Regions from separate parts of the Mus musculus genome. Here regions 2 and 3 are each linked to region 1. A link is a loop called in an ENCODE intact Hi-C map of the cell type or tissue named here. Cell type or tissue: left cerebral cortex. All regions are shown on one strand.

The links. Peaks named below come from ENCODE experiments on the same cell type or tissue, not always from the same donor. Only the 100,000 strongest peaks of a DNase experiment are listed, where the experiment ranks them.
Region 2: it touches region 1 in a loop (6-fold over the local background); 15 of 42 quality-filtered maps call a loop at or near these places.
Region 3: it touches region 1 in a loop (2.4-fold over the local background); 7 of 42 quality-filtered maps call a loop at or near these places.

What each region holds. Positions count from the first base shown.
Region 1 is chr11:45,941,998-45,949,997 of GRCm38, reverse strand. It overlaps Lsm11 (U7 snRNP-specific Sm-like protein LSM11), which reads left to right and starts at 5,063. Exons shown (of 4, transcript NM_028185.2): 1 at 5,063-5,536. The coding sequence starts at 5,086. It overlaps Thg1l (tRNA-histidine guanylyltransferase 1-like (S. cerevisiae)), which reads left to right. Exons shown (of 6, transcript NM_001080969.3): 6 at 1,670-4,693. The coding sequence ends at 1,831. In left cerebral cortex, CTCF peaks have their summits at 4,796 and 4,998 (motif pointing left); DNase peaks (open chromatin) are centred at 4,979, 5,618, 5,934, 6,686 and 3 more places; H3K4me3 peaks cover 2,374 bases; H3K27ac peaks cover 2,738 bases.
Region 2 is chr11:46,125,668-46,133,667 of GRCm38, reverse strand. It overlaps Adam19 (a disintegrin and metallopeptidase domain 19 (meltrin beta)), which reads right to left. Exons shown (of 23, transcript NM_009616.4): 12 at 6,245-6,422; 13 at 4,793-4,882; 14 at 1,850-2,045. Among named protein-coding and RNA genes, the nearest start is that of Mir8100, 27 kb to the right of the region's middle. In left cerebral cortex, a CTCF peak has its summit at 4,906 (motif pointing right); a DNase peak (open chromatin) is centred at 4,930.
Region 3 is chr11:46,057,033-46,065,032 of GRCm38, reverse strand. It overlaps Adam19 (a disintegrin and metallopeptidase domain 19 (meltrin beta)), which reads right to left. Exons shown (of 23, transcript NM_009616.4): 2 at 4,025-4,110; 3 at 1-21. Among named protein-coding and RNA genes, the nearest start is that of Adam19, 5.0 kb to the right of the region's middle. In left cerebral cortex, CTCF peaks have their summits at 1,578 (motif pointing right) and 4,905; DNase peaks (open chromatin) are centred at 1,772, 2,282, 4,925, 7,901 and 2 more places; H3K4me3 peaks cover 969 bases; H3K27ac peaks cover 2,554 bases.

The sequences.
Region 1 (8,000 bases):
AATTTTACATTTGTGCACTTGTTTTCTGTGTCCCCATATCAAATAAACCCTTTTCATGGGTAGAGTATAGAGCTGGAGAGATGGCCCAGCAGTTAAGACCACTTGCTCCTTTCCAGAGGACATGGGTTCAGTTCCCAGCACCCACATGGTGACTCAGAACCATTTGTAACTCCAGTCCCAGGAAGTCCAACACTTCCTCCTGACCTCCTCGGGCACAATGTGCATGTGGCACACCTACCTTGCATTCATAAAACATTAAAAAAAACAACAACTTTTTCCCATGCTGGGTGAACCGTTACATGGTTTATCCCCTCAGGACAGCTGACGTTCTTAGTGCTGAGAGATACCGTAAAACAGGCATAGAGGGAACAGATCAGAAACTCTGACTTTGAGCGACTTTATTAGATTTCCCAGAAATTCATACTTACCTTAATATTCTGGGATGCCTCTATACGTAATTCCACCATAGTTTTCTCAGCCGTCAGCCTGTAGGCATAATTATTTCTTTAAATTCATTTCTTTTCGTGTTAGTTTTTTATGAATGAGTGCTTTCAAGGATTAAAGGGCCCCTTGAGAGCCAGAACACACCCCCCTGGCAATCTCAGTTCGCTTATTACCTCGCTTGTTCTTTAGTACAGCCTTGAGTACTTAATCCAGGCAGAGGAAAGTTACCTTTAGTTCTGTAGTTATTGCAAACTATAAAAAGAAGACTATTCTTTGTTCCCAAGTCCATTGTATTAGTTGGTGCCTCTGTAGAAACAGAACAATAGGATGAATAGAAACATATATTTATATAAGTATTTATCTATATGTACTTATGTGTGTGTATGTATATATATTAATTAATTAAATCGACTTAGACTAAAATGGTAAAACAGTTGTCTCTCACCTAAGAGGGTAAGAACCCATTAGTTGCCTTGTTTTTAGGCCTCAGCAATTGCAGACATCCCTCAGGGGCTGTGTCACACTAGATAGGCAGAGAACCCTGGACCTGCATAGTCCACCAGACTGGGTAGCTCAGTAGTCCCAGTCTGGCACTGCAAACCTGGGAGGCTTGCTGGTCCTTAGTCAGCAATGGAAACTGGTTCTGGTACCAGAGGACATTGTGCACACCTTGAGTGGGTCTTCAATATCAAAACAATCTGGAAGATTCTTCAGTTGAGTCCTCCTATTCAGATGATTCTAATTTATGGCAAGGTGACATAAAAACTGACCATCACAATCACTTTTCAAAATACAGTAAAGTAACCTTTTCCCAAGACTTGTTGAAAATTTCGTGTTGCCAAGGGCCAACCCAGGGCTTCACATATGCTAGAGAGGAACTCTACCACAGATCTGCAGCCACAGCACTAACCGTGCTGGTTGATTCTGTTAGTTTTTGAGACAGAGTTTCACTGTGTAATGCTGGCTGGCCTGAAACTCACTGTTCAAGGGCTAGCCTTGAACCCATTAAAAATCTGCCTCCCTCCTAAGTACTGGGATTAAAGGTGCGTGTTCCATGCCAGACTAAATGTATTTCTACCTAGAGAGATGGCTACCCTGCCATTACATAAAACACCAACAGTCAGTGGCATATCAACAAAAAAGGTGAATTTCTCCCATAATTCTTTTTGCATTCCTATTTCTCTCTCTCTCTCAACATTGTCCCTGTTCTGTCTTTTGTCTATAGGTGGAAGAAGTCAGAACACAAGAAGTCAGGCTGCCAGCAGAAATGGAAGGGGAAAAGAAGGCCGTGGCTCGGACCAGAACCCGGGTGGTGGCCTTGAACTGTGATCTTATTGGGGATGCCTTCTGGAAGGAACACCCAGAGATTCTGGCGGAAGAGAACTGACCTCACGCTCTGCAGTTCTAGCATGCTTAATCACACAAGGCTCCCCGAGTCTCCCCCTAACCCTAGGTGGTTCAAGCACTCCTGGTCCCAAGAACACTGTAAGGAAGGACATGACTGGAGATGGGTGGAGACAGATGAAGGAGGGATATATGGGGGTGGTGTATCTTGTTCTGCTTAAGCAGAACACCTTTTTTTTTTTTTTTTTTTTTTTTTAAAAAAAAAAAGAAAACTGTGTTAGAACATGACTTCTTTGGCTCTTTTCAAAATCATGGTCCTATTTTTATAAAGAAACTATTCATACTTTGCTGGAGGAGTCATTTTTAGCTGTGGTATAAGCCTTACAAAAAACTGTCACCTCTTTCCACCTCTGATAAAGAGGAGCCCAAACTTTACCCTCACCCACTTAACTAGCAAATGCAGCGACTAAAAAACCCCACTTCTCACACCCAACTGCTTGCAGTTATCTTTTGGCATGCAGTTAAATATGGGTTGCTGCCTGCACAATGCCTCCAGATTGAGAAATCCCAGGGAACACTCAAGACTCTGTGCCAGTTCCCAGGGTGGCAGCTTTGCCTGAACTGAACACAGGAGGAATGGTTTGGGGATCCTGCACCATTCCAGGATTGATTTTTCTGGAATTGTTACCATAATCATTGACATCTCTTACCGAACAACATAGTTTCCAGTCGCTTAACTCTCTTTAAGAAAAGGTATTTTAGGAAGGTATATGTGTGTACATCCAAGAGGGAAGTGTGTGTGTGTGTGTGTGTGTGTGAATGCGAATGTGAATGAGGATGGAGAAGCCAAATATTTGAAGCCAAACTGCATGACATGGCAAGGCTCTCAAAAAGGAGTCGAGTCGGGCTTGGGGTCACTGGTGATTGCAGAGGTTTTTAAATAGCTCCTCCCACCAATGGCAGGATGGGAACTGGCAAGGGGCAGAGAGTGGGGATGGGAAGGCATTTGTTCCCAAGGTGTTGAACTCAGTGGGGAAATCATGATTTCCCTTGACCCTGTTTCATATCTTAGAGGGAAAAGTTTATTTGGCTCCATTAGGAATTAATTAAAAGACAACCCGTGTCCTGCTGCTGCCTGGTCTTGCATTTACAGGATTTTCAGCCAAGAAGAAAATGTATTTTTGAAAGAGCAGCGTCTGGCCTCATCCCTCACTAATTGACACTCCATCTGCCGATGCCGGTGTTTTTCCTTCCCATTCTCCCCTCTCCCCAGGAAGAAGCAATAGAGCTCATGTTTGGTAACTGCTAAAATCTTTTTAAGAGGAAAAAAAAGTATAATAAAGACTTCAGCTCCTTGGCCTACTTAATTGGTTCCTACAGAATGAGTTTAACTTGTGTGTTTGTCTTAAGCTAGGATGCATGTCCCCACATAGCAGACATCCAGAGACCTCTGGGTACATTTTTTTAAAATGTTCATTTGAATGTTGAATTTGAAAGTGCCAATGTAAGATATCCATGTGGATGTTTGGGACTCTTCAGTGATTTTTTTAAAAGCCCAAATGTTTCTGATACACAGCTATGAACATTATAGCACTTTGGGCAAGCAATTCCCTCAGCATACTAGAGAGGCAGTAAGATCATTAGCTCCTGATGAGCAAATTTAACTTAATGGTAGGTTGATAGCATGTTATATCAAAATTGGCCAAGTAGGGAATAAAGACCCAAGTTTCATTGACAACCGCTGGAGAAAGTGTGTGCTTTCAGATCCAGGGAAGTCTCCCTCTGGGCATGCCCTGAGATAGTCATTGAATGGTGCTGGAAGTTTTCAGTCATTGAATGGTGCTGGAAGTTTTCATGCAGGCAGGGGATTTTTAAAGCAATAAACCGGGGTTGAACACAAGTGTCATCAAGTACCATTACCTACCCAAAGCTTGCTCTTTATTTCGTCTGTGTGTTTCCCTCCTACGATGCAGCTCACACGGTGGTGGCAGTGTGCTAAGTTTCATCTCTGTCTTAAAGATAGTCAAGTGTTCTTTTGGGCCACATTTTCAAACTTACAGAAAGTAAAGAAGACCCCAAAGCAGCTAGCGCGGGCTGAATGCCGGTTGATACTTTGAGAAGGTGGTGGCACTTCGGAGAATGACTTGTGTGGCTGGAGATGGCAAGAAGCAAGACAGCTATGCTGGATGGGGAGGGACTTACCTCCAGGAGTCTCACTTTTAAAACCATTCCTTTGGGGTTGAAGAGATGGCTATTCTTCCGAAGGAAGACCCAGAACCCACATGGTAGCTCACAACGAGCACAACTCAGGGGATCCAGCATTCTCTGGCCTCTGTGTGTATGTCTGATTGCTCATAGTGCACAGGCATACATGCCGACAAGCATACACATGAAATATATCTTAAAGAGTTTTTGCTGAACTAGAGCTAAAAAATAGTGTTGATTCTTTGGATTTTGCAGTAGTCAGGAGAACATCAAGGAGTCAGTTTTCTTTTCTTTGATACCAAGTGTTCTCTAAACTTAGTGGGCAGGGAAAGGAAGTGAGGATGTAGTCACCCGTCTTTTATAGCACTCAACCATCTAGCATGCACCCACTGTATACTCTGTACCCTTCCTGTCATATTTCAGACGACAATAAGAACTCAAAAGAGGCTCAGTAATTTGAGCTTAGACAGGCTAGCCTGATCCACATCAGGAATATACTTAACAGGAATGAAAAATGGGATATGTCTTGTCTTCCTGTCCTTTGCCTCCAGCTCAAGCCGAACAACAGAGAACATCCTGGGACTTTAAAATGCTGCTCTTGGGGTCTACCCCCCGAGTCTGGAGCATCAACCATTCTAAGCTGTCTGTGAATATCAGTGAGTTTTACTAAATAAATGGTTAATTGTTACTGCCTCCAAAATGTTGGCTTTGTTTTCGAATAATGTGTCCCTACTTGTATATTTTGTTGACGTTAGATCTCAAATTCAGAAGAGATAGTTAATATCAATGGGGGAGGGAAACGAGAACTAATAAACAGTATCTTCTTTAGTAACAAAAAGGTCAAGAGGACAGCCTCAACCTGTCTGCTGTCTGTGGAGGCGGAGCGAGGCCTGAGCAGGTCACGCCTCTCAGCACGCCCCTGCCTTGCGCCACGCCCCCTGCTGCTCTCCAGAGCGAATCTATGCTGCCCCCTGGTGGCCGCGGCTGCGCAGTGCGTCCCCTTGAGCCGCGGCTGCGGCTGCGCAGTGCCGCCCTCTGGCGGCTCGGCTCCTTCCTCCCGCCCATCGGCTTCTGCTTGCGGGCCTTTCAAACATGGAGGAGCGCGAGTGGGGGGCGAGGTCGGCTCGCGCCGGCAGCCCAGCCAGCCCGCCCAGCCCGCGGCTGGACGTCAGCTCCTACAGCTTCGACCCGCTGCTGGCCTTGTACGCACCTCGCCTGCCGCCCATTCCCTACCCCAACGCGCCCTGCTTCAACAACGTGGCGGAGTACGAGAGCTTCCTGAAGGGCGGGCGCACCGGGCGCGGTCGGGCTCGGGGCACGGGGGAGCCGGCCTCGGCGGGAACCTCCACCGGAACCTCCACGGGAGCCGGGAGCTCGTCCAGGGCCCGTCGCCGCGCCGCGCCCACCCCGGATCCCGAGCGCATCCAGCGCCTGCGCCGGCTCATGGTGGTCAAGGAGGACACGGACGGCACGGCCGGAGCGCGACGCCAGGGCCCGGGGCGCAGCAAGAAGGCACCCCGCAATGTGCTTACGCGGATGCCTTGTGAGTGCTGTGGGGCGGCCGGAGGTCTAGGCAGGGCTTGCAAAGGGCGTCTGCGGGAGTCTCGAGGGCCGTGGGGGCGCGGGCACGGTCACCTGTGAGTCACAGAGACTGTGCACGAGTTGAGGAACAGGGAGAGTGACGACCCACGGCGGTGGGGATGAGGTGGGGGTGGGGGAGATCTGCACAGGCTATCATGTCCGGAGGAATGTCCCCCAGGTAGTGAGGAGCTGCAGAGGGGCTGCGGTAGTGATGAGGCTTACGGAGCGATTGTAGGGCTTGTAGACAGTTTGGGGGGATGGGGCGAACATCAGAGGTCTGCAGAAATGATGAGAGGTCTTGGGGACCACTGCAGGGAGTTGAGGAGGTGTACAGAAGTTGTGTTGGAGCACAGCCAGTCTGAAGGTGTGTGGGATTTGAGGGTCAGGTGGAGAGTGAGGAGATGGATATGTTCACATAATAGCACAAGAGACGTCTCCTATCCCAGCATGGGAACTGACAGCCCCGCCTGGGGTGCCGTTTCCGCCTGGGCTGCAGGGACTTGATCGGCTTGTGTTCACATTAAATCACTAGTGTTGGAGTGCCGCAGACACAGAATGCTACCAAAACACAGGTGCGGTTTTACAGCTACTGGCTGGCTGGGGCAGGACTATCTGTCAGGCTCAGGTTACCCTGTGTGCAGGTTGTTTTAAAATTCTAAAGGTAGAAATGGCACAAGAGAATTTCTTGCAGCTTCCTAATAGATCCGCAGGATGAATGAAGCCTTAAACAGCAAAGGTTCTAATGTGCTATTTAGATCTTGTTTAAATGGAATAAAAACAGCCTAGGGCTATATCAAATAGTTATGACATCTGCCCTGTGAACATAATGACCTACTTAGCCAGTCATAGCTTCTGTAGCCTGCTAATTAAATCGTTACAATGTTAAAGTGGCTTCTTTTGGAATGGAAGGTGTGAACTCAGTGAGAGATTTTGTTTTGTTATGTTCCTAGAAATTTGTTTATTAAGAGAGAAAGACCCTGAAAAGCAGTGCGCTGCTGCCGGAGCCTTTGTGGGCTGGCATACTGTACCAGATCCTCCCAGCACAGCCAGGATTTCCCAGAGCTGGCTCTCACAGCCGGAGCAGAAAGACAGAGCGTGCCTGGCTCTGGAACAAGCTGCTACAGTACTTTCTTTTTGCCTATGTGTGTTGCCACTGTGAGGTTATTGAATTGCACCCAAGTCTCAGAGTGTGACACTTATTCCTGCTACCTCCTTGCTACCAAGATTGTCTCGGGAAACACTTGAGAGCAGTTCTGGGTTTCCTGTGCTCTCAGGACTGTGAGAGGACCAGCTCCACCTGGCTCTCACGACTAAGTTCATTTCTGGAGTTAAGACCTCACTCAAGGTGTTAGCCCTCATCACTGAAACCCTGAAGCAGATGGAGTACCGCGAGAGATGGGTGGATACCGCAAAGAATAGCCTCCAGAAAGCAAGCAAGTGACCAAAGCACCAGGGTTAGATTTGTTAAGGAGTTTCTCCAAGGGCCATGTTAGGATTTGAAGGAAGGGCACGAATGACTACACAATCTTGAAAACTCAAGTTATTCAGTACACTTTATGTATAGCAGAGGTTAGCCCTTCTCATAGTGTATAGGCTTCACTTAAGTTTGAACACTGGCATCTCTCATTTCTGACTGTTTTATTTTAGGCAAGTTACACCCTTGGGCCTGAATTTTCCAACGTGGTTAGTGAAAGCAGTAATAGTGACTGTCTGGCTCTGTAAGGGTTAAACTCATAAACATTTGAAAACATTTAGGACAGTGACATTCTCTAATTGGGAAGTTTTCGTCAACATCCCGAGTGACTACTTTCTGTCCATTGTTAAGGTGGTGGTCATTATTATTTTCAGGTTGACATAATTAAAGGTCAGGATACTCGTAGCTGCTTGGACTGAGTGTTGGCTCAGCTGTTGACTAAGCAAATGACCTTGACCAAGCCACTTCGATGCCCTTGAGCGTCTTTTTATTGTGCACTGGACTGAGATCTTTGTGAGTGCCTGCAGGACCCAGCTTTCCCTGACAGTACTTGGCGTAGGCGTTGTTAGATAAAGCTCACTAGAGAAGAAAGTTAACTTTGTGGTAGGTCTTTGTTGTAAGCATCCCTTTTTATTTTGTTTTATTTCTATTAATTAATTAGTTTACATCCCGACAGCAGTTTCCCCACTGACTTAGTTAGGGTTTTAGTGCTGTGAACAGACACCATGACCAAGGCAACTCTTATAAGGACAACATTTAATTGGGGCTGGCTTACAGGTTTAGAGGTCCAGTCCATTATCACCAAGGCTGGAACATGGCAGCATCTAGGCAGGTATGGTGCAGGAGGAGCTGAGAGTTTTGCATCTTCGTTTGAAGGCTGCTAGCAGAATATTGGCTTCCAGGAAGCTAGGATGAGGGTCTTAAAGCCCATACCCACAGTGCCACACATACT
Region 2 (8,000 bases), 180 kb before region 1:
GAATGTGTCATGAATTCAGAGTTCACCCATGCCAAGTGTCACGTGACTTTACTACAGCTTGGCTTTCAACACAGATGCACACAACAAATGAATGCTACTGAGACAAGCTCAGACTTGAGGCTACTTTATATTATGACTGGTTATATTTTTGTTGTATGTATGTTGTCTCTTATGCAATGGATTCATTAAAGAAAACAAAAAATGTTTTCCCTACTGTCATTCCTCAGCAGATAAACTTCAGATTAATGTTAATATTATGTTAGAAAGTTTGATTTATAAAATTGCTGTTTGCGTTCCTGACTTCAGTTCCATTAAAACAAACAAAACAACAACAACAACAACAAAACACTAGCTGAGTGTGGTGCCTGCCTTTAATCCTAGCACTAGAGAGGAAGAGGCAGGTAGATCTCTAGGAGTTGCAAGCCAGCCTGGATTACGTAGTAAGTTTCAGGCAAGCAGGCCACACACACTGTCTCAAAAAATAAAGTCCCTGTCCCTGTCCCTGTCTCAAAAAAATAAAGATAAAAGTCACTGAACGAATCATGATTTGGTGTCAGATTAGAATTTCCAACCATTTCTGGTAAGGCCCTAAACATACTTCTATCACTTTTACACCACATATCGATGTGGGTTGGTGTTCCCATCCCTGACAACTATAAAATCAGCCAACTCTGAAAACTGTTTCAGACCCTCTATGTCCTGCACTTTCAACCATTTAGCCAAGACTTAATTCTCTATGTAAAAAAAAAAAAAAAAAAAAAACCAAACAAACACACCGATTTGTCAAAGTATACATTTGCTTTGGTAAAATTATATATGAAAGATTATTTTAAAATAAATTTCCTTGTGATTTATTATCAATAAATGTTTGCTGTATATACCTACTTTTATATACTCACAAATTGTTCCATGCCATGTAAAAACTTCTCAGAAAAAAAAAAAGGGTAAGTGGAAAACAATTTAAGCCTAATGTAATTAATGGAACTGGTAAATACATTAAAATTTTTGCTATCTCTAAAATGCTTTCTACATTGGTCTTTCCATACTGGCTGGTTTTGTGTGTCAAAACCACATGCTGGAGTTATCACAGAGAAAGGAGCCTCCCTTGAGGAAATGCCTCCATGAGATCCAGCTGTAAGACATTTTCTCAAGTAATGATCAAGGATGGGAGGGCCCATTGTGGGTGGTGCCATCCCTGGGCTGGTGGTCCTGGGTTCTATAAGGAAGCAGGCTGAGCAAGCCAGGGGAAGCAAGTCAGTAAGAAATATCCCTCCATGGCCTCTGTATCAGCTCCTGCCTCCAGGTTCCTGCCCTGTGTGAGTTCACGTCCTGACTTCCTTTGGTGATGAACAGCAGTATGGAAGTGTAAGCTGAATAAACCCTTTCCTCCCCAACTTTCTTCTTGGTCATGATGTTTTGTGCAGTAATACAAACCCTGACTAAGACATACCCTCCATGCTAATATATTAGGATGGTTGTTGTTATTACTATATCACTGCTGTCTTTGAGATCTGATCCATGAAAAAACCCCACTTGATGGTAGTTTCAATTTGCTTTCTCTCAATATGACTGAAGCTAAACATTTTTTGTAGCTTAAGGGTCTTTTTCATTTTCTTTTATTCTCCATTTCTGCTTCATTGGTGTGTTGGGGAGGGAGTACTATTAACTGTCTGTCCAGTGTTAGAACTAAAAGCTTCAAGGGAATATGAGAAATACTGTCACTCTTGAGCTAAGAGCATGAGATGTGGTATTTGAAGGTGTTCTAGGCCAAGCTAAAGGGCCAGCGGGGAGACAGGCTCAGAGGTGGTGGGCGGAAGAGACCATGCTCTCCATCCAGGAGGGCTCTTACCAGGTCCCCACAGCTGCTGGCACTGTTCCTGGTAAGTGAGGCACATGCCGTTGTAGCAGTAGGCCTGGCCACCCTCGCAGGGGGTGCCATCCATCTGATAATAGTTGGTGGGGCAGTGGGGAGACTTGCCGGTGCAGAACTCGGGGAGGTCACATTGCCGAACCTGCTCCCGACACTGGGTTCCAGGAGCCACCAGCTAGGTAGAGGAATGAGAAGAGAAGAGTAGTCATTTCTTCCCTGCCCCCAACCCTTTCAGCCAAGAGCTCATGAACATCCTATCTGTGGAAAACAGTTTTGACGACCTTGTTATCACCGCACTTATCACACGACTTCAATGAGCTCAAGCCATCGTCGGCCTTCGCATAAACAGTGACTGAGTTCCTTCAAACTTGTACCCACATGGACCAACTCAACGCAATTCCTTCCCACAGCAGTTGAGAAATAATGTTTCTCTAACAATCTATAGTTTTCTCTCTGCCATTACAACCATCTTTCACTTAAGTGTCACTACGACTTTATTAGTTTGCATTATAGTCTTATATAACTAAAGGAGCAAGACATAATATATTCAAAGTCACGTGGTATGTGGCAGACCAGTTTCCTGATAAGGGTACATGCCTACATGCATACATGCATATACCCACACACAGAAAATTGGCATTCATGTAGATTTTCAATTTACAACATTACTGCTTTGTTCATGTAAGTTTACAACTTCTTGGTTTGTTCTTGAAACTAGCCTCAAACCCATTATTTAACACAGACTGGCCTTGAACTCAGGGCAATCCTCCTGGCTAAGCCTCTGGAATAGCAGAACTGTAGACATGTCTCACTACATCCAGCTTGTGGCTCTAAACAGCACACCCTCAGTGGTATGCAGAGCATGGGGCTGACTGTTATCCAAATACTTCTCTCATCTGCCCCTCACAATGTCCATGAAACTGATATAGCTACTTTATATCAGCATTTCTGATGCTCATGCGGGTGTGTAGACAGAGCTGAGACTCCGGCAGTTTAAAAATTCCCCAAGTTCACACAGGTAGCGCTTTAAGTCAAGGAATCCTTTGAGAGGCTCAGTCTGAAATCCTGGAGTTGAGTGAAAGGTCACTCCGTGCTTATTCTCCAGCCTTGGTCTGAGACTTGAAGAACTCAACTCAGCATAGCCTCCCTGGGGGCTTCCATGTCAAAACAGAAGGTGTCCAAGTTCTACTGAGCCAAGTCCTACTGTGCGTTTGACCTTTGGTTCTTGTTTGCCCATGATTCCAGATCCCAGCCCTCTCTCTGGCTGCTAAGAGCAAGCATGCTCAGTAGGGTACTTGAACAACACGTGAGCACTGTGTGCGCTCGCCAAGCTGAGGGTGGGACAGGCCACAGCTCCATACTCAAACTTCTCTAGTACTCAGAGTTTCAGGTTAATAACTCAAAAGTTCAAATATCATAATAGTGTGTGCATCTAACAAATCTATATGAATATGATAGATGTGTATAATTATAAAAATATATACTACATAACCTTTAACAAGGCTCAGGATAAGCTTTATAACCAAAAATATTAATATATGGTATATTATGATGAAATAAAGTTATTTTAGGTAATCTTTTTATAAAAACTATAATTAGTCTGATATCCATTTAGGTCAGATTTTATCACCAAATCTGTTAATTTTTTTATTTATATATTTTGGGACTTCCTGACTTGTCAGATTTGGATTAAGAAGTTCTCAAGCCAGGCGTGGTGGCGCATGCCTTTAATCCCAGCACTCGGGAGGCAGAGGCAGGTAGATTTCTGAGTTCGAGGCCAGCCTGGTCTAGAAAGTGAGTCCCAGGACAGCCAGGGCTACACAGAGAAACCCTGTCTCGAAACCCCACCCCCCAAAAAAGAAGTTCTCAAATTCAGTGCTATATGACTATTAATGGTAATAGATTATTTTCCGCATTGATATTAAGAATGCATGCTTCAGAGTCAGGGAGAACTTGGGTTCAGGTCCTGACACCACCCATCTCCTAATGACCCATTTTCCTCACCTTAAAACAGAGGCAGTAATGTGTACCCCATGGGGCTGTGGGGAAGACTGAGTCAGTTAGCATATAAAATTCTCCTCCTGGTGCCCGACATCCACCACGATGGCCATTTATGTTCATCAGAATCAGGGTTTGCTTTTTCATGTGTTCAAGGAAAAATGAAGTCTCACTGGGCCTGGTGCCTTAGATCTCTCCTGGGAGATGATGTCAGCACTTGCCTGGACTCCAGAGCAAGTTCAAAGCCACCCTGAGCAATTTAGTGAGGTCTTGTCTCAAAATAAAAGAATATACATACATATACATATATTCACACACACATATATATACACATGCATATATATATACACATACATATAAAATCAAAATAAAGATATATGTACATATATCTACAAATGCACATATATATGTATGTATATAGCCCTATATCAGATATATCAACTATTTAAATAAAAAGATATATACACAGTTATATGTGTATATATCTTTATTTTGATTTTATACGTACATACATATGTATATTTTTATTTATATTTCTGCTTATATATTTATATATATATTAGTGACATATTTATATATTCATATCTTAATATAGGATATATATGTGTATATGTATTTATATGTATATGAGGTGATTTGAGCATAATGAGGCCCAGGATAGAAAATTGGTAGGCTTAGTTAAAGGGACATTCTCAGTTCCAAATATCTAACACACACCCACCCTTTCTCCCTTCTCTTCCTCCCAGTGATGGGGTTGAATCCAGAGCCCTGAGCATGAAAGCATGGATTCTTACCACAAGTGGCCAGTGATAAGAACCACCCTCCCCGGCCCTGTGTCTGAAATTTTTGATGCAGGCTGAAACCCAGCCGCCACCCACTAGGCTGTCACCTCAAAGCCTGAGGCAGAGGAAAGGAGACACTTACCTTGCACTGGTGGCAGCAGGAACCATGGGCACACTCTGCCCCTTCCTTCAGAGTGCAGTTGGAGGCATTGCAGCAAGGGTTCTTACATTCCTACAAAGGCAGCAGAAGGGCAAGAGTCAGAGCCCAGCAGGGGGCGCCCTTGCCACCTCCATTCCCCGGCCTGCCTGGCGCGCTCTGCTTCCCGTTCCCTAGAGCATCACTTGCACTTCTTTACTAAGGTAATGAGTATCTGTAAGAGAAAAGACACAAGTGCTCCATCCTCGGAGACACCACAATGTAAATGGGACTACGTGGTGATTTCGAGTAGGTATTATCCCATACTTATGTGGTCATACTGAGCTTGCAAAGTCCACCATGCCCGTCACCCTTCAAAGGACTCTCCCTATGCTGAAAGGCCAGGGCTGACCCTCACTTTTAGTTCATTGGTCTTTCACTAGTTCTTTTATTCTGAAAATTACAGGGTTAGAGTTTTAAAAGAAGGTCACAACATGGCTCAGTGGGTGAAGGCACTTGGTGCCAAGCCTGACAGCCCGAGTTTGGTCCCTGAATGCCAGGTGGTGAAGTTGGAGAGGGGGAACATACGCACACAAACACACATGAAATACGTGCAAAATAAAAACAAGAGGGCATCTCGACATGGAGAGTAATATGGCTACCTCAGTCCCATAGCTACACACTGCTTACTTACAGTTCACTAACTGTCAAGCATGGGTTAACATACTTTCTGATCTTCAAAAAATAGACACGAAACAATATAGTTCTGCTTTCCTTCTTCTTCTTCTTCTTCTTTTTCAGAAAAACATCCTTCTAATAAAGATGACAGAGCTAGGGTGTGCGCTCTCCACACTCGCTCTGAAGCCCTGATAGGAGGAGAGGACTATCCACCAAGAGTTCTGCTTCTCCTTTCTCGGCAGATCTCCCCTGACCTGACAGTACTTCCAACACTCCCTTCAAATCTTCTCTTCTCCGGGCTGGACAGCACGAGCTTGGGTTAGGGCTCCTCACCAGGCTCATGGTCATGAGCTCATCCAGCTGTGTGGCCTCCAGAAATAAATTCAGTGCAGCTGGAGGGCCAAAGACGCCATCTGGGGCTCCTCTGGGGAGGAGGAGAGAGAGCTACGTGCCCTGGGATCATGGTCTGTGGCTAGAGCAGCTGCTCAAAGGGGCTCCACCCTGATCCTGGATAGGACTGTCCTGACCACAGCTGCAGAGGCCATCGAAACGGTCCACCTGGCAGACTCACTGTCTGCCTCTGACACACAGAGGGCCTTCGGTAGTCATGTGTAAGAAGTGCTGGCAACTGGGAAAAATCTGTCCCTTTGTCCTTTCCATAGGAAGGACCGCATTGTCCTTTTGATAGGAACTTATCTGTCACATTGTGCTTTCAAATGTCCTTAAGCTCTGAAGACAATACAGATTCGTCCCTCTCTCTAGTAAGGTCCTGACACTTACCTCCTCTTCTCCACAGTCACATTCTTCACCGTCTTCCAGGTACCCGTTGCCACACCTCCGGCCTCCATACAGCGTCCTAGTGTCCGGCATGTTGGAGAGACACATCCCTCCTCCTGTCTGCAGATACCTGTCCAGCTCCTTCCTGTTACACCAACTGAACACTTTGGGGAAAGGGTGCCTGACAGAGAAGAAGGAGGCGTTAGCGGAGCTGAAGCACACCGACAGCTTGCTGTCCTGCCTGCCACTCAAGAGGCTTAGTTCACTTGGATGAAAACCCTACACACGCCCTCTGCCTCACCAGGACATTCATCAGTACACCAACTTAGAATTCTTTCACCCTGAACCATGAGATGATGAATAGGCCACACCGTTATGTTTTTCTTAAAAATGAAAAAGGCAGTTGAGAAACAGAACAGTCATTTCTGTCTTTTCAGTGAGGAAGCTGAGGTAGGTAAAGGGTGAGAGGTACATTAAGACAGGTTTCCCACCAACCAAAGAGTACACATGGAAGGACCCATGGCTCCAGCTGCATGTGTAGCAGCGGATGGCTTGTGGGACATCAATGGGAGGAGAAGCCCTTGGTTCTGTGAAGGCTTGATGCCCCAGTGTAGGGGAATGCCAGGACAGGGAAGTGGGAGTGGGTAGGTTGGTGAGCAGGGGGAGGGGGGAAAGAGGATAACATTTGAAATGTAAATAAAGAAAATGTCTAATTTTAAAAAATGAAAAAAAAAAGACAGGTTTTCATACTGAAAGCTGAACACATCAGATGGGTATTTATCTTCTCATGACAAAAAACAGAACCAGAAAGCCCAAGACCACAGATTTAATTCACTCAGGGGCTGATCTCTGTTTTCATAGCCAACTCTACTGCCCAACACCCAAATGTGTGGGCTTTATCACGGTAGTATGTACGAAAGCTCCAGTCGCCTGCACCTATGGAAACGAAAAGTGCAGCCGGTTCCTTATTCGTAGCTGCCAGCCCTGGTTTTGGTTACCCCTAGTCAACAGAGATCTGAAACTATTGAGTTGAAACATTCAAAACGGACCAATATATTTTTATTATCATCATCACTATTTCAAATGCTCTAGTTTATTATGAGTTGGTGTTTTTAACCTCTGACTGTGCCTGCTTTATACATTAAACTCATCATAGATCACAGATGTATGTAGGAAAACCACAGAGAAATACCTCACAAGATGTAAATATGGGAAAACTTCTATATCACAACATGGGTCTGTAAAGAGACCCTGGTAAAGCCCTGCCCTTAAGTCTCTAAAACAACGAAAGGTTAAACATTGAGGGCTTCTTTCAGTACTACAGTAGGTCCCCAAGGACTTTGCTACTAACCATTCAGCTATGACAGTGTGTGAATAACTTAAAAAACAGCTAGAGTAGTCATGAATTTAGCTGTCGCCCATTTGTCTACACACACTCTATTGGGATTGGCTGAGAAAGGGGTGGGCTTAACCATGAACTCAAACTCAAAAGTTATGCCGCATGTCATATCCCGCATGTCACTGCCATCCTTTGGAGTCACGGTAGTCAGGAAGTAGCGAGCAAACACTAGCACTATGAACGAGAAGGCTGCATTGAACCACCATTCTCTGGGAAGCACAAGCAAACCCTAGTGGTTTGGAATGAAGGGGTGTAATAAGGATCCTACTACATTGCCTTCCAGGGAGTGGCTCAAGTCCTGAAGAATGGCATGATGTATGCATTCAGGAACAAGATAACCCTCTTCCAAAAGCTCTGGTT
Region 3 (8,000 bases), 120 kb before region 1:
GAGCTCTGCTCTGAGTGGATGCTAAAAACAACAATAAAAACGTGTCAGTTCCTGGAAGCAGGGACCCAGGCTCCCAGGGCCCCAGCACCGGATCTGACATGGTGCCAGCACAGGGATCCTCCGGAAGCCAGCGAGGAAAGGTCACCAGCCTTTCCAGCGTGAAGTGACCTCAGTCCCCAAACAACCCGAATCTTCCCCATCTGCTTTCTCCCAGAAGCAGAGGAGAGACAGACACTCAAGCTGAGGTCCAAGGCTGAGCAGGTGTACTGCAGTCTTATGAAGGTTCTCAGAAGTAAATTCCCTGGAGAGTCAGACCCTGGATCAGTGTGTGTACAGGATGTCACCTGTAATTGTGGGACCCTGGACCGTCACCCAGCCTCCCTACATCTCTCTTTACTCTTCTATGAGATGGTATGGTAATAACCAACCTTCTGAGGATCCTTAAGGACTAGAGGAACAAATAAATGAAGGTAAATGATGTATCACAGTGCCTAGTTCAAAGGAAGCTGTCAATCTTACACTGGCTATCATCTTTAAAAAAACACCCAAGTGAGTTCTTTTATATTTTGCTTTCTTTTATTTGGGCCTCAATTTGGACACTCCAATCATCAAAGGGGTGGTAGCTAAAGCCTCACAAATTAGAGTTGTATAGTAAGTCGAGTCAGATGTATCTTACACATAAGCAGTTTGTCAATGGCCAAACACACCATACACCCAGCACAGATCATCTAAAACATGCAAATGGCCAATAAACCTGAAGAGCAGTGCTGAGCATCATCAGTAAGCACTGTCCTCTCTCATGGAGGGAGGGAGGGAGGGAGGGAGAGAGAGAGAGAGAGAGAGAGAGAGAGAGAGAGAGAGAGAGAGAGAGTATTTTAAAAAAGAGGATAGCCTAAGAAAAATCAAAAGTGACATAGTCCATTTAAAACTGTGAATCGCAGTGCTGTGTGGAACATACTTTAAAATGGTCACCCTGAGATCCTCTGTCTGAAAAATTTAACTGGAACCATTTGAAAAATAATTTGACAACATGGACCAAAATTTAAAAAAATCTTTAAGCTAACTATGGCAATATAAGGAGCCAGTGACACTTCCTACATCCTTCTTCTTTTTCTGTATAAGTGTGGACTGTGCGAGATACCCAGGACCTCAGGCAAGCTCAGTACAAACTGAGCCACACCCACAGCCCAATCACATTCGTTCTCTTAACCCCTGCTCCACTCATCCCCAACTGGGATCTTGGCTTCAGACTTCAAGACCACCAAAGCCTCAGATGAGATAAGAACATTCCAGTCAGGTACCTGGTCCAATACCCAGTTAATCCTGTTGCCTCATCTTAAGAGGGGGCATTCGATATTCAGGAGGCAGGGAGACAGATGGGTGCCCAGGCACTCCCTTCCCTAATTCTGAAGCACTAATTCGGCAAGTGGCTGGTGGCTCCCACTTGTGGTTTTGCCCTGGGGACTTTTGGAGTGAGAGCCCTGCCCAGTCACATTGAGAATCAAGGACGCACAGCCCCTGTGGGCATTTGAGCACATGACTACAGAAGTCAAACAAGTCCTTACCCTGGCCTGAAGGTGGCACCCATGTGACGGGCCACACGGAAAAAAGAATCTTGGCACTGAGCAAGTGATACCATGTGCCCCCCACAGAGACATTACTTGACACATGAGAGCTAATATTTATTTTTATTTAGGTGATCCAAAAGTACTTCTCTCTGTTTCTGGAGTGTGCTCAGACACAGAGGTTTAAAATCAGATGTTCCCTGTTTCTAGGGAACAGATCCAGCACAACACAACAGTGAAACTGCATTTCTCAGCTCTCCGGAGCTTCCCTGTCCAGCTCGCCTACGGACAGCTTCCCTCCTGGAACTCCAACAGGGCCTGAGGAAGCACTGGAAGGTGACCCCAATGCTCACACGTCCCTGAGAGACCCCCAAATCCCTTCTGTTGAGGGCAAAATTAAACAGCTACACACCATCTGGGACAAGCTTGTCCTGTGTATATGCATCATCCTCAAAAATCTCTATTAGACTTCATATACAGTCAGTGTCTAAGCGATGTCTAATAAATCAATGAATTATTCAGATGCAAATAAGAATCAGAGTAAACTAACACACTCCTCTCCCTCTCTCTCTCTCTCTCTCTCTCCCTCTCTCTCTCTCTCTCTCTCTCTCTCTCTCCCTCTCTCCATATATTTATAGTGCCAGGCACTGGGCTGCTGATCCTTGTAGAATACAATGAGCCACATTCTGAGTAGACAATGGCTGGGAACAATGACAGGATCTGGTCCTCCGCTTTGTTTCTCGGATCCTTCCTGAGGATGCCCAACATCCAACATCTGGAGGTAACAAAGGAACCTCTATAAAAAGGATCATATCCATTCTTCGGCAATAATGGTAGTGGATGAAATATACAAGACCTTACACTTAAAAAAAATAATCTGCCTGAGAACGGCCATCCATTAATTTGTCTAGCATTTCCTTAAGGCTATTTTCAGCCTTTCCTACTTTAGGATGAAATGAGTTCATGATTTTTTTTTCTTTGCTTTTCGGGTAAAATGTTCCCAACTTTTATTGTCCTGCTTTTAAGTTCTCTTACTAAGCCCAAGCGGTGAACTTGGGGGACATGTCTGCATGACTCTACAGTCACTTAAGGAATTCTGGGTGTTTCTCATCTGTTTATCTTTCCAGATTCCAGGGCCACAATTGTCTGAAGTCTTTCCTGACACTTCCTTCCCTGGCTTTAATCTTGCTCCTATCTGTTGCCCAATAAACCACAGGCCATTTGGCCCCTAAGAGATCATAGAAACGAGTCCTTCAAAGTGGGCACAGTGCTTATCCATGCAGTGCTAGGACTGGGAAGGTGAAGCAGCATAGTCTCCACTTAGAGGCCAGAGTAGGACACATAAAAGGTCCCGCTGAAAAAGAAAGTTAGCCCTTCTCCACATCTCTGTTCCTCTTTATTCCCACTAAAACTGGATTTGTAAATGAGGAAGCTCAAGTAAAGTAGAAAGTCACATAAGACGTTACTGTCACGCAACTACCATATTTCCCTTTTGAGAACATCCTCAATATGAGTCTGCTTGGTGGACCATGTTCTGACTGTCTTGGCAACATCTGTGTATTTTGCTACTGCTCTGGGCCAAGGAATCAGGAAGATATTTTGAGATATATAACCTAATCCTAGCTCCCTATCTTGCCTCTTATTAACAAAAAATAAAAATAAAAAAAGAAAAGAGAAAAAGAAAATCGCTGGGTACCCATGACACACAGTGTGATCTTTGCATTTTCGAAATGGAAGCAGGTAGATTAAGATTTACATACAGGTCAGCCTAAGCTACACTGGAGACTGCCTCAAAAGAGAACTGGGCTCGGCACATGATGACACCCTAGACTATGCCTTCAAGCCTAGATCCAGGAGATGGAGACAGGATTTCAGAGAACCTGTCTCAGAAAACAGAAAGACAGAAAAACCAAAAAAAGAAAAAGTCCAATCAAGATCTATGGCAAATTCACACATTTGCACGTAATCTGTGTATTTCTAAAAGACTCTGTGTGTGTGTGTGTGTGTGTGTGTGTGTGTGTGTGTGTGTGTGTAGGGGTGTGTGTGTGTGTGTGTGTATGTGTGTGTGTAGGGGTGTGTGTGTGTGTGTGTGTGTGTGTGTGTGTGTGTGTGCACACATGAGTGTTTTGCCTACATATATGTATGAGCACCATATGCATGCCCGGTGCCCTCAGAGGCATCTCCTGGAACTGGAGTTACAGATGATTGTGAACCATCCTCTGGATGCTTGGACCTGAACCCCAGTTCTATCAAGAACAGCAAGTGCTCTTAACTGCTAAACCATCTCTCCAGCCCAGTTCGTGTGTTACTGTGAATTTTCATTTCCTCAACTACAAGGGCTTGGGAATGGGTCTACGAGTTCGTCATAGAGTGAAGGAAAGTCCCCGCTAAGATATCCTAAGTTGACACAGCTAGAGGAACTGTCATTCCTGCTTCTCCAAGGAGCTTGGACATCTTACCTTTCCTCTCCCAGGGCTTTCTGAAGTCCGCCACTGAGGTATTATGAGTTCATGCTGTAGCGGAGGGCTACCTTCTTGGCTTCCTCCTGCCAACACAAGACAACATAACCATAAGAAAACCCAACCTCCACATCTCGGGCACTCAGGAGCAGGCATGGTGTTCAGAAGCCCAAGTGGTGCTCCAAAGCACTTCTGAGGCAGTCATTGCTTCCTGGAAAATGCTCCTCCCAGTGGTCTCAGAAGACCTGCTGGGCGCCACTGGGCCTTGGTGACAAAGTGATAAAGGCTAGGCAAACAAGGTCTGTGTCCCCCGTGAAGAGTCAGGAAATAAGCAAAGATTCTCAGGTGCTACTTAACAGCCCTGGGGGGGGTGGGGGGGGGGAATAATAAGATTGTGCCACAGGATAAAGGGAAGCTGGCAGGGTTCCTGTTTTAAACAGGATGGCCAGTGTGATGATGTTTAAGACCTGAGGGACCAGAGGAAGCCATTTATGCAAAAATCTGGGGAAGAGTAAAGAGTGTCAACTGTAGACGTGGGCCCGGGCTCGCTAAGGCACACGCAGGAAGGAGAAATAGCCTACAAAGTCAGGGGACATTGGTAAATATGCTAAGCAAGGGTGGGTAACTCAGAGGATGTTGGTAAGAAATATATATGCTAAGTGAGACGGCTGTGGTTGTAATAACATAGAGGCATGAGCAGGGTCTGGGTTTCATTACCTGGAAGGTTTTGATGTCTTTAGAGAAAAAAAAAAAGCCCCACAAGAGCAGTATGATCTGTATTGGTTTTGTTTTTGTTTTGAAAGGTGACCCTGCCTGCTGGGAGAATAGGGAGTAGGGGACAAGGACAGAGGAGAAGCAGAAAGGGTGGCAGCAAAGCTAGGGGGCGCACCGGAGCTCTGGTGAGAGAAGATGTGGCTCTAACTTGGATAGCATCCTGGAAGGTGATGATGTGGTGAGGTGCTGAGGAGATGCAGAAGGGTGTGAGCTCAGGTTTGTTACCAAAGAGCTTTAATTTCCCCCTTGGAAGTGACACTCACCTCCCTGGGAGGGCCAGAGGTAAAGGTGACTTCTTCGCCTCCCAACCATTACCATTCACTTGCAAATTGTTAACCTTAACTTAACCTTCCAAGTGTTGAATTCGAAGTTATATTTCACTTCCTTAGTTCCAAACCTTCTCACCTCCAGTTTTTTTCTTATCCTACACACCTGGGTTCTATCAAGAACAGCAAGTGCTCTTAACTGCTAAACCATCTCTCCAGCCTCAGTTCCTGTCAGTGTTGCTGTGAATTTTCATTTCCTCAACTAAAAGGGCTTGGGAATGGGTTGCTGTGAATTTTCATTTCCTCAACTAAAAGGGCTTGGGAATGGGTCTATGAGTTTGTCGTAGAGTGAAGGAAATTCCCCATTAAGATATCCCGAGTTGACATAGTGGGACTGATAGAGGTAGGCAGCAAATTCCTGAGAAAAGAAGCCTAAGCCACAGAAGAGCCATGTTCAAGAATGGAAGACCTCAACACTACTTACAGGTCATCTTTTTTTAAAAAAATATTTATTTATTTATTTATTTATTTATTATATGTAAGTACACTGTAGCTGTCTTCAGACACTCGAGAAGAGAGCATCAGATTTCGTTACAGATGGTTGTGAGCCACCATGTGGTTGCTGGGATTTGAACTCAGGACCTTTGGAAGAGCAGTCGGCAATCTTAACCGCTGAGCCATCTCACCAGCCCTACAGGTCATCTTTTAAAAGATAAGAATTTCCTGATCCCTAAGCAAATTACATCTCTGAAACTGAGTAGATCTGAAGACTCCCAGAGATGTCACCAAGGAACCCTGTGTTCTGTTCCTTCTAACTCAGCCTCATCAACCGCAGGAGGGATTAAAAGATGACTGAGCTTTTGTGGCAAACATCTGTAATTCCAGCAAGACAACTAGAGGTCTAAGGCCATCTTGGCTATCTAGAGATCTCTGAGACAGCATCCACCTACACAGCATCCTGTCCCAGAGAAGAATTAAATTAAAAAAAAAAAAAAAAGGTTCTGCCAGGCATGGTGGCACACGCCTTTAATCCCAGCACTTGAGAGGCAGAGGCAGGCGGATTTCTGAGTTTGAGGCCAGCCTGGTCTACAAAGTGAGTTCCAGGACAGCCAGGGCTACACAGAGAAACCCTGTCTCGAAAAGCCCCCCCCCCAAAAAAAAAATTTTAAAAAAAGGTAGCTGGAGCCAGGCAGTGGTGGCGCAGGCCTTCAATTCCAGTACTCAGGAGGCAGAGGTAGGAAGATCTCCGAGTTAAAGGGAGCCTGGTCTACAGACCTAGTTCCTGGACAGCCAAGGATACATAAAGAAACCTTGTCTCAAACAAACAACATTCCAAAACCCAAACCCCAAAACAAACAAAAAAGTGTTGGATTACCACTGATTAAATTCCTTTTCAAAAATATGATATATTTGCAATCAAAATGTATCCTTAAAAAAAGTCTTATTGGTTTTGTTTACACTGGTACAAATCAGAAGAGATAGATACATTTACATTATTTACCCAAAACATCCTGAGTTCTTAACCCTATGCTACTACGCTAGGTGCTTAATGTTCATGAGGGAACAAGTGAGACATAGTCCTCTACAGAGACTGATGGATCTAGACTCTTAAACAAAAGGAGCTGTACAGGATAGAAGAGAACGACAAAAGGTCTCGGATGGTGAAAAGCACTGAGGGCAATCTCTTTACACACAGTCCAGTTTAAGTACACGTAAGGCAACGTAACTGGAGAAGGGTTGCTCACAACTTGAAAATAAGGCCAGAGCACGTGGGATCAAGCTTTCAGTGTCAGACCTGGAGCGTCACTTAACAAAGGGTAAGAGAATGTTATCTCTGGCTCACTTGTTTGCTTTCGGTGGGATGGCCTGTATTCGGTGAAGTTTAACATTAACTGCACGCCTGTGACAGACAAAGATGCAAGTGACTTCAGGAATAGGAGAGGGAGAACCAACAACTGCTTGATTCTGTCTCACCCAAAGGAATTCCCTATGCCACTCCCTGTATCACCGGGGATATTGTTTATGTTGATATTGATTATGTTGGTATTGATTATGTTGATATTGATTATGTTGATGCTTTTGACCAGCTTTAGCAGCTGCTTTGGCCACTTCATAAATGAAAGAAAAAAAAATCTTCGTCACATTTGTATAAGAGCCAGGAGTTTAACTTTGAGGAAATTATATTTCTGTGGTCTCTTGGTAGAACTTAGAGCCATTAAAATCATAGTTTTGGGAGATGTCATGATTTGGGAAGCACCTTTTAAAGTGTATGAATGGTACGATTCCAGATTCATCAGTATATAGTCATAGAAGGACAGGAAGGGGGAAAGGAAAATATTAATAGCAACTGCTCATTTGGGGATCATGGGTCACTTTACAACTCGTAGATTTTGCTTTCTCCCCGGGTCTGCAGTCACTCTACCTCACTGACTGTTCTCAAGGCCTCCAGATCCCGTGAAGTTTACTTTCCTGTCTTTCTTCTGTGCAAATGGTAGGCTGGAAAATCAGACTCGAACAGGACCTGGCTCCCTCTTCCCCGAGGAACCCCACACCCCAACAAAAGGAAGAGCCTTCTCCTATCCAAGGCAAAGGAGCTGGAGCGTTGAGTGGAGGAAACCCTCGGGTCAGGTTCTTGCAGGGATGGGGCGGGGGCTGCAGCCTGCCCAGCCCGTACACTAGGGCGTCGTTAGCTTGATTTAAAAACGCTGACGGTTGGTACAGCAAGCACCCGCGACCGTCTGGAGTCAGCCCAGCTCTCCAGCTGCCTCAGAGCTAAGGCTAAATAAGCTCTCCCGGGTCAAGATGACAGAAGCCAGGCATTGCCCCTCCGGGACCGTCCCTTCCGCGAAATCCTATGAGAACCTCTGAGGGATGCGGCCCGGGAGGGAGCGGTGCCTGGGAAAACAGTTGTGAGAAATAGGCATTATCCAGCGTCC